Linked DNA regions of Homo sapiens: region 1 is linked to region 2. A link is a contact called in ENCODE Hi-C or POLR2A ChIA-PET data. All regions are on one chromosome and are shown on one strand. The core of a region is the stretch at or near the end of the contact, and the rest is flanking DNA. Distances in the headings are between cores, read along the strand shown. Region 1 holds the start of TIGIT (T cell immunoreceptor with Ig and ITIM domains). Region 2 holds the start of USF3 (upstream transcription factor family member 3).

What was found. A loop is a pair of places that touch in the nucleus more often than their neighbours do. ChIA-PET counts read pairs that join two places held with the same protein, here RNA polymerase II (POLR2A). Pooled maps may share reads with other maps.
Region 1: a loop to region 2 is called in a map of natural killer cell, with 12 times the contacts of the local background. The contact joins the promoter of TIGIT here to the promoter of USF3 in region 2. A Hi-C loop is called at or near these places in 1 of 168 maps with a recorded cell type or tissue (natural killer cell) and 6 of 50 pooled maps. POLR2A ChIA-PET finds 5 or more read pairs at or near these places in 2 of 52 experiments (OCI-LY7 and activated T-cell).

The regions. Positions count from the first base shown.
Region 1 is chr3:114,292,024-114,295,715 of GRCh38, forward strand. TIGIT (T cell immunoreceptor with Ig and ITIM domains) reads left to right here and starts at 2,005. Exons shown (of 4, transcript NM_173799.4): 1 at 2,005-2,099; 2 at 3,522-3,692. The coding sequence starts at 2,039. RefSeq lists an enhancer at 1-203.
Region 2 is chr3:113,695,252-113,698,913 of GRCh38, forward strand. USF3 (upstream transcription factor family member 3) reads right to left here and starts at 1,391. Exons shown (of 7, transcript NM_001009899.4): 1 at 1,119-1,391. RefSeq lists silencers at 722-1,111, 1,132-1,601.

The sequences.
Region 1 (3,692 bases), core at 755-3,254, 600 kb after region 2:
TTGACAAAGCACATTATATAGATAGGGATATTGTCCTCCAATTTTCCTTTCACTTCCTTAATTAATATTGTTATCAATACTACTGTTGATGTATTGAACTCCTGCCATCTTCCAGGCACTGTGCTGAACACTTCACCAAACACTAGAGAATTAAATCCTCACAACCCTATGAAAGAGGTACTCTTATTCCTATATGCACATGGGGAAACTGAGCCTTCAGGAGGTTGAGAAAGTTTTCCAAGGTCACCAAACAGGATGACTTTGGACCCAGTCTGTTAATCATCCCCCTCTAGAGCACCATTGATCAAAATGGACTTGACCATATTCCTCTTTGGACTGGTTACTTAGCAAAAAACAGAAAAATTATTTAACAATTGTTTAAAACCACCTCTAAGTTTCTCTGGATATCTCATTATATAAGAGAGGTCTCACCTCTTTGGCTCCCACCCAGCTCAACTATGGAAACACAGGCTGTAAATTTTTATAGCCCAAATCCTAGTGTCCACCACTTTCTGTGCTCTAGTCCCACTAGCTGCTCTTGGCCCTGCCACTCCTGGCTCCCCGGCCTTAGTGAGTTTGGGAAACATCCCTCCAGTTCAACCTTGGCACCTTCCCTTGGACACACATTAGGTATTATTTCTCCTTCAGCTGAAGGCTTTGTAGCTATTGAAAGGCAAGGCATCTCTTGATGTGAGCCTTGAAGGACAGGTTGCTTTGGGTAGGCAGAGAGAAGCTGGTAAGGCGTATATTGTCTAAGGGTCTGGAGGTGGGGTATAAGGGGTATACAAGTCATAGAGTTGGGGATAGGCAGAACCCAGAGAGGGGAGAAAACTGGCCTGAGATAGAAGACCTTGCAAGGGAGAAGGAGGGTAGGAGCCTGGATGGTGTGAAATGCTAGAGGTGCATGGCTGGAATGGAGGGGGTGGGGCACCAGGCTTCAGATGCTTCTGGGTGCAGATGCAGATTTTCAGGATGTACAACATGGAGCATCCCCAAGGCAACTGTGTTGAGAGCCTGCGAGGCAGGTGAATGTGGATCTTCTACCCCCTCTCCTGACTGAGTTCACCAAGGAACAAGCTTTGTAAACTATTTGAGGGTAGGGGCTGTGATTATTTACTCTCATATCCTCAGAGCCTGGTGTTGAGGTTGGTGCTTTGTAGGCACCCAGGGACTTTCAAATGAATGAAGGGAGGGAGGGAGGAAAGAAGGATGGGTCCATAGTAGGACCTGGTGATGGGCTGGGAGCTCCAGGCAAATGTCAACCAATCCCTCTCCTGGGTCAGCTCCCAGGGGCTCACCCTTCTTTGCATTTCCAGCTCTCATGAGGTCATTGTGCACAGGAAAGCTCTCTCCTCTAATCTCCTCTGATCCTACTGCACCAGAGAAATCAAGCCAGAATTCAATAAAGTCTCAGTCCAGATAAACAAGACAAAAGAAATAAGATTCGAGTAGAAGATCTCCTTCAAGGGAAAGTTGCTGTGTTTGTCCAAGACCTTTGTCCCATCCATGTATCATCCCCCAAGTAAACACTTCTTGTTCACCTGTTCATTAGATTTCAAGTGCAGTCCCTGGCCTGTAAGTCCCTACAATGATAAGCTTCTCTTATCATTGCACATTCTTCATCAGGAGGATGCCAGAGGAGCTCAGCCAACAGTTCCTCATCAGTAGCAGATTCTTCAGAATCTTGGGCACTACACAGATGCCCTTGAGCTCTTTGAATAAAGGCTGATTTTTAGAAAAAACATTAAGACAGAACTTAAAAACAATAGATTGACTATAATCCAAAGACGAGTGTACCTCTAACCACAATTTTCATTTATTTTTAAATGTTTCCTTCATGGCCTTTCTTGTGGCTCACCCTATGCAGTTTGTGTATTTGTTGACAACTTTATGTGTTTTTAATATGGTTTTTGCCAAACTTGGTTTTTCCGAGACCGTCTTTTCTCAGAGGCTCAGTTTTACCGTCCTATCTGCAGTCGGCTACTTTCAGTGGCAGAAGAGGCCACATCTGCTTCCTGTAGGCCCTCTGGGCAGAAGCATGCGCTGGTGTCTCCTCCTGATCTGGGCCCAGGGGCTGAGGCAGGCTCCCCTCGCCTCAGGTAAGGCCTGAAACCCAGCAGAGCAGCAGGGAGGAAAAACAAGGCTAAGCTTGGTTGGAGACTTGGGTGCTTGTGTAGGGAAGACTCCAAGAGCATGCCACAGCTGCTTGAGAGAAAGAAATTGCAACTTTTAGAGTCCTGTGTACTCTTATTTAAGAAAGGACAATCTCTGAGAATGAGGTGGGGTTCTGTTTTTGGTGGCAGATGAAGGACTTTGCAGACTTCCGGGGTTGGAGGAGCCTGACTGGCCAGCACAAGAAGGAGCAGGAGAAGAAGAAGGGCTGGGCAGGAGGCATTGCCAGTTTGCTTTTAGAAGCTCATTCCTGCTCCAGCTTCTTTTCTGTTGCCTTTCAGGAACTTTCCAGGAAAACATTATAAGTTCTCTGTGAATTGAAAATGTCTTTTTCACAGATTCCAGAGGTTCTACCACTAGAGACTGATTTTTTGTTAAATTTATTTCTTCTATATTAAAAATCAGAGTCAAATATTTCTGAGGGAGGGGAACACAAATATTTAAAAACTGTGGTATAAATTAGTTTTTATGTTGCCTTCTGAACTATCTGAGGATGGAGATGTGCCCAGGGTTGCTGGGGAGAGGTTAAGTGCTGAGAGGGTGGTTATGCCTGGGAGAAGCAGGGTTTCCTGCTAAGCTTCCTTTGCTATTGGATTTCTTGGCTTTCCTGAAGGTTTTTTCAGGCACTGCAAATGACAATCAACCAAACAGCAAGGTTTTATTTCAAAGGATAATGCATCCAGCATAGAACTAGGCCGCAGGAAGAAACATAAAAACAAAACAAAATAAAAACAGAAGAGGTGGTATCAGCTGACAAGGGCTTATATTCTAAGTGGGTAGACAAAATAGGCCTACGAAAATAACAAGCTGGCCATGAAGCTACATAGCAGAATATGCGAGGGGGCAACGTGCTAAGTTGTGTAGTCATAAGCCAGGCATTTAGTAAGGTGCTAATTATACAATACAGGCAGTGAATGTGAAAGGAAAAGGGAGGTTGAGATGGGCTGAGGTCTTCTAGGAGGCGGGGAGGGAGTGCAGCCTTGACAAGCCTCCCTGTGGGCGAGGTGTAAAGAGGGGCAGAAGTCAGCTCTGGAAGCATAGGGCAGTGGGTGGGGAGGAGATGGGCTGGGCTGGGCTGGAGTAGAGATGTGTGGAGAAGGGTGAGAAGACTGGAAAGACAACCTGAATGGGGGACTGGGAGCCTTGAATAACAGGCATGGAGAGGAGCGTCTCTTGAAATGGAAGAAACAGGAAATAATTACAGCCTCTATGGAGGAGCAACAGGATGGACTGGAGAAACTATCATTCCAAAATCCAGTTGGGGCCTCAAAGGCCCTTAGAATTTTTCTAGGAAGGTTGAAGGCCAGCTGCTGACCCAGGACTCACATGTGCTTCGTCCTCTTCCCTAGGAATGATGACAGGCACAATAGAAACAACGGGGAACATTTCTGCAGAGAAAGGTGGCTCTATCATCTTACAATGTCACCTCTCCTCCACCACGGCACAAGTGACCCAGGTCAACTGGGAGCAGCAGGACCAGCTTCTGGCCATTTGTAATGCTGACTTGGGGTGGCACATCT
Region 2 (3,662 bases), core at 141-2,640:
TTGAGTACTTAAAGAGAAACAACACATGTATCCCAAACAGCAACTCTGTACTATGTTAAACAAGAGTTCTATGGGAGAGAAAAAAGTCATCAAGGTGAATGGAGAGTAGGACAGCCTGTTGATCCTTCAAAAGGCAGGTTTGTCTGTTTGGTTTTCTTTACAAAAGAGCAAACCTGGGAATATGTTTCAGGATCCATGTAACTCACCGTAAGATTTATTCAAGAAATCTGTACGTTGTTTATAGGTAAGGAAATGTCTTCTTTGCCTACACAGTTGGCCACGACTGTCTTGATCTGTGTGGTGTTAGGTTACTGTATCTACTTGATGGTAAAAATGTTACAAGAACGGAAGTTGAAATTCTGCACTTTGGTTTATGCAGTCTCATATTTCCAGATAAAGTTAATAAACGCAAAGGACCATATCCCAATGTAACGAGGAGGGTTGGGAGGACAAGCTTCAAGAACGAGTGGGGTGAATTCAACTATCAAAATTGTAAACATGAACAAGAGTCCAGGAATCTTATATTTCATCCGGATACATGAAAGTAGATTTCAAGAGTTGGTCATTCACTTGCACTGCTTCTACTCAGAAAGCAAAAGAACGGCTTCTAAAAAGAAAACACAAGCCTAACACTTCGACAGAGGGGTGAGAGGGAAAAAGCAAGCCACATGAGTCTGACGAACGGGTACGAAAGAAATTCAGAGGGCAAGGAAAGAAGGGGAATGAAGAAGACAGGAAAAGGTGAAGGAGGCGGGCAAAGGCCATCTGGTGTGAACCTGGCTGCCCAGCTCTTTATGCACCCAGGGCAGCGTGGGGCCCCTCTCGCCCCGCGCGCATCTAGGAGCTGGGGCGCAGTGCGAGCCCCCCACGGGCCTGGCAGCCGGGGACGCAGGGCGGGCGGGAGATGAGGGGTGCGCTCGCCGCGGGCGCTGACGCCCCACCAGGTGCCGCACGCAAGGGTCCCCAGGAAGGAGGCGCACTTAGCGCAGCCCTGGCCTCCCGGAGCAGGAAGGGGGTGGGTGGAGCTGAGCCCGGGGCCGCCCTCCGGAGCCGCCCCCGCAGCCCTGGCCCCCGCCCCCCGCCCCGGCTGTCAGCGGCCCCCTCCCGCAGTCACTTACCCGCCGGCTGCGCGGTCTCGGCCGCGGTGGCGGCGGCGACGGCGGCGACCCCCGCCTGGGTCATGATCCCAGGAGGGGAAGGCAGGAGTGTCTGACCGTCTGGGCGAATCTCTCCGTCCGCGGCCACCGCCTGCTCCTCCGGGGCTGGGGGAGCGCGGGCCCAGGCCCTCCTCTCCCCCCGCCCCCGCCGCCTCTTTTTGCGGCCACCGCAGCCGCTGCGAGCCCGAGCCCTCAAGGCCGGAGACCCGGCGGCAGCGCGGCCTCAACTTTCCCAGCCCCCCTCCCCCCGCCCCTCCCCGCCCCTCCCGCGGCCGCAGCTCAGCAAGCGAACAGCCTACCCTGGGCGCGCCGCGTTCCCGCCTCTTTCACTCAACCCGCCAATCAGGCTGCGGGAACGCTGCCGTGGTAGCCAATAAGAAGACAGAATGCCGTTGCACTACGCTAGAGGGCGGGAGGAGGCGGAGAGGAAACCAAGGAGTGAACGGGGATCGGGCGGCCCAATGAGGAGGGCCGGGGGGCGGAGGTGTGCAAGTTGGGTTGAAGAAACAGGAAATATTCTTAAAGGTAGAGTGACGGACAGGAAGGAAAGCCAGTAGGTGAATGGGAAAGAGGTGGGCCTGGTTCCTTAAAGGGGACGCCTTGAGAACCTAGAAAAGAAGGTGTTTTAAGAAACTTCTTTGTATCTTCTTCTGTGGTCTCTTTTCTTCGTCTTTCGGTAGGAGTTTGGAAGTGGAAAAATTGAAAAGGAAGAGGGCACGGAAGTCTTTCGGAATAGTTAGCCCCTCTTAACGTGGAGGGCAGGAAGGTGAGAAGATACGTCTTAGTAAATGTGGAGAAGAAAGAATCAGACGTTTCCGACTTCTCGATAACTGGAAGATTGTTGCTGACTTGACGCTGCTCGCATTCGTAGGCTGTGGTCTCTTGTCATCCTTTATTTGCAACAACACACAGATTTCTGTGAATTGGAGATGGCCATGTTCAGAAATGCCCTGGGGGCCTCCCAGCTGGGACAAGGGAGTTTGGCATTGGGGGATGGGGTTTGAGATCTCAAGCCTGGGTTACTAAATACCTGGATCTAGGAGAGGTAGGGCCAGGGGTCACGAAATGGAGACCTGAGTGCCCCTTAACTCCAGGATCTGTGTGGAGCCCTTGGAACCGTGATCACAACTCCCTCTTCCTAGTTTCGCTTCATATTTTATAACCTCCTGCTGAAACAGGTGTCCTCCACCTAGTTGCGGTTATAGATTTCCAAGCCCTTCCACAACCAGATTTGGAAATATCCCAGATCTTAGATGTCCGTGGGCTAACTTCCAGAAGGTGCACACAGGGCATGGCATAATGGGAATTACTTGAGCCTGTATACAGAAGCAGCAGACATCGCATTGAGCAAAAGGGTAAAGGCTAACAGTAACGGAGTCTTATGTTTGTACAGCAGATTGAAAAGCTATGATGAAACGGAAGGCCTGTAATGTTGCTTATAAACTGTGGTACTAATAAACAGGCTAGAAATTTTCTTTAACTCATCCATCTAGGCACACGAAGTTCTAATTAGCCTTTGAACAGACTTGGCACATCCAAATCAAAACTGCAGATAAGAAAGATTCTACGAGTCAGAGCCATAATAGCAATGCTAATAACATCACCATAAAATTGTATAGTATTGGTATGCTCAGCCATAGGAAACAATTTCCAGTGTGTTCAGAATACAAGGTATTTCTCGTTAACAAATATCATATCCAGGGTGTGCATGATTTCCTAAACAACTGCAATGCATCAATTCTAAAGTAAAAACAAATAGTTTTGATGATTCATGAAACAGAATTTAACCATTCCTTTAGATCACCTTTAAAAAATACACATTAATATATTTCTGGCACGATATAGACGTAGAAAAGAAGAACAATTTCCGTTTGATAAAGATCAGAATATTAGCTTTTTAAATTAATCCTTATTACCTAAGTGTAGCCTAAATCCCAAACAGGGATTTTTCTCTTTTCTTTTCTTTTTCTTTTCCTTTTCTTCCCTTTCCCTTTCCTTTCCTTTCCTTTGTTTTCCTTTCCTTTCCTTTGTTTTCTTTCTTTTCTTTTTTCCTGCGACAGGGTCTCCCTCTGTTGCCAAGGCTGAAGGTCAGTGGCACTGTAACAGCTCACTGCAGCCTCCACCTCCCAAACTCAAGCGATCCTCCCACCTCAGCCTCCCAAGTAGCTGGAACCACATGCCCGGCAATTATTTTTTTCTTTTGGATAGAGATGGGGGTCACATTATGTTGCCCAGGCTGATCTTCAACTCCTGGGCTGAAGCCCAGAGATCTTTTTTTTTTTTGGCTTTACCCATTCAACATCAGTTTCAGATAATCACACCAGTCCTATTTTCAAACTAGCTGGCAGTGCTTACAGTGACCTATATTGGTGGTAAAATATACTGGCCAAGTGAAACTGGTCTATAGGGCTGTTAGTTCATTTTTTTCAAGTGGACAGAGTGAATCTGATTTTCACCCACATTCTTGAGACTTTTCAATGGTGCTGAAAGACTATTTGCATGATA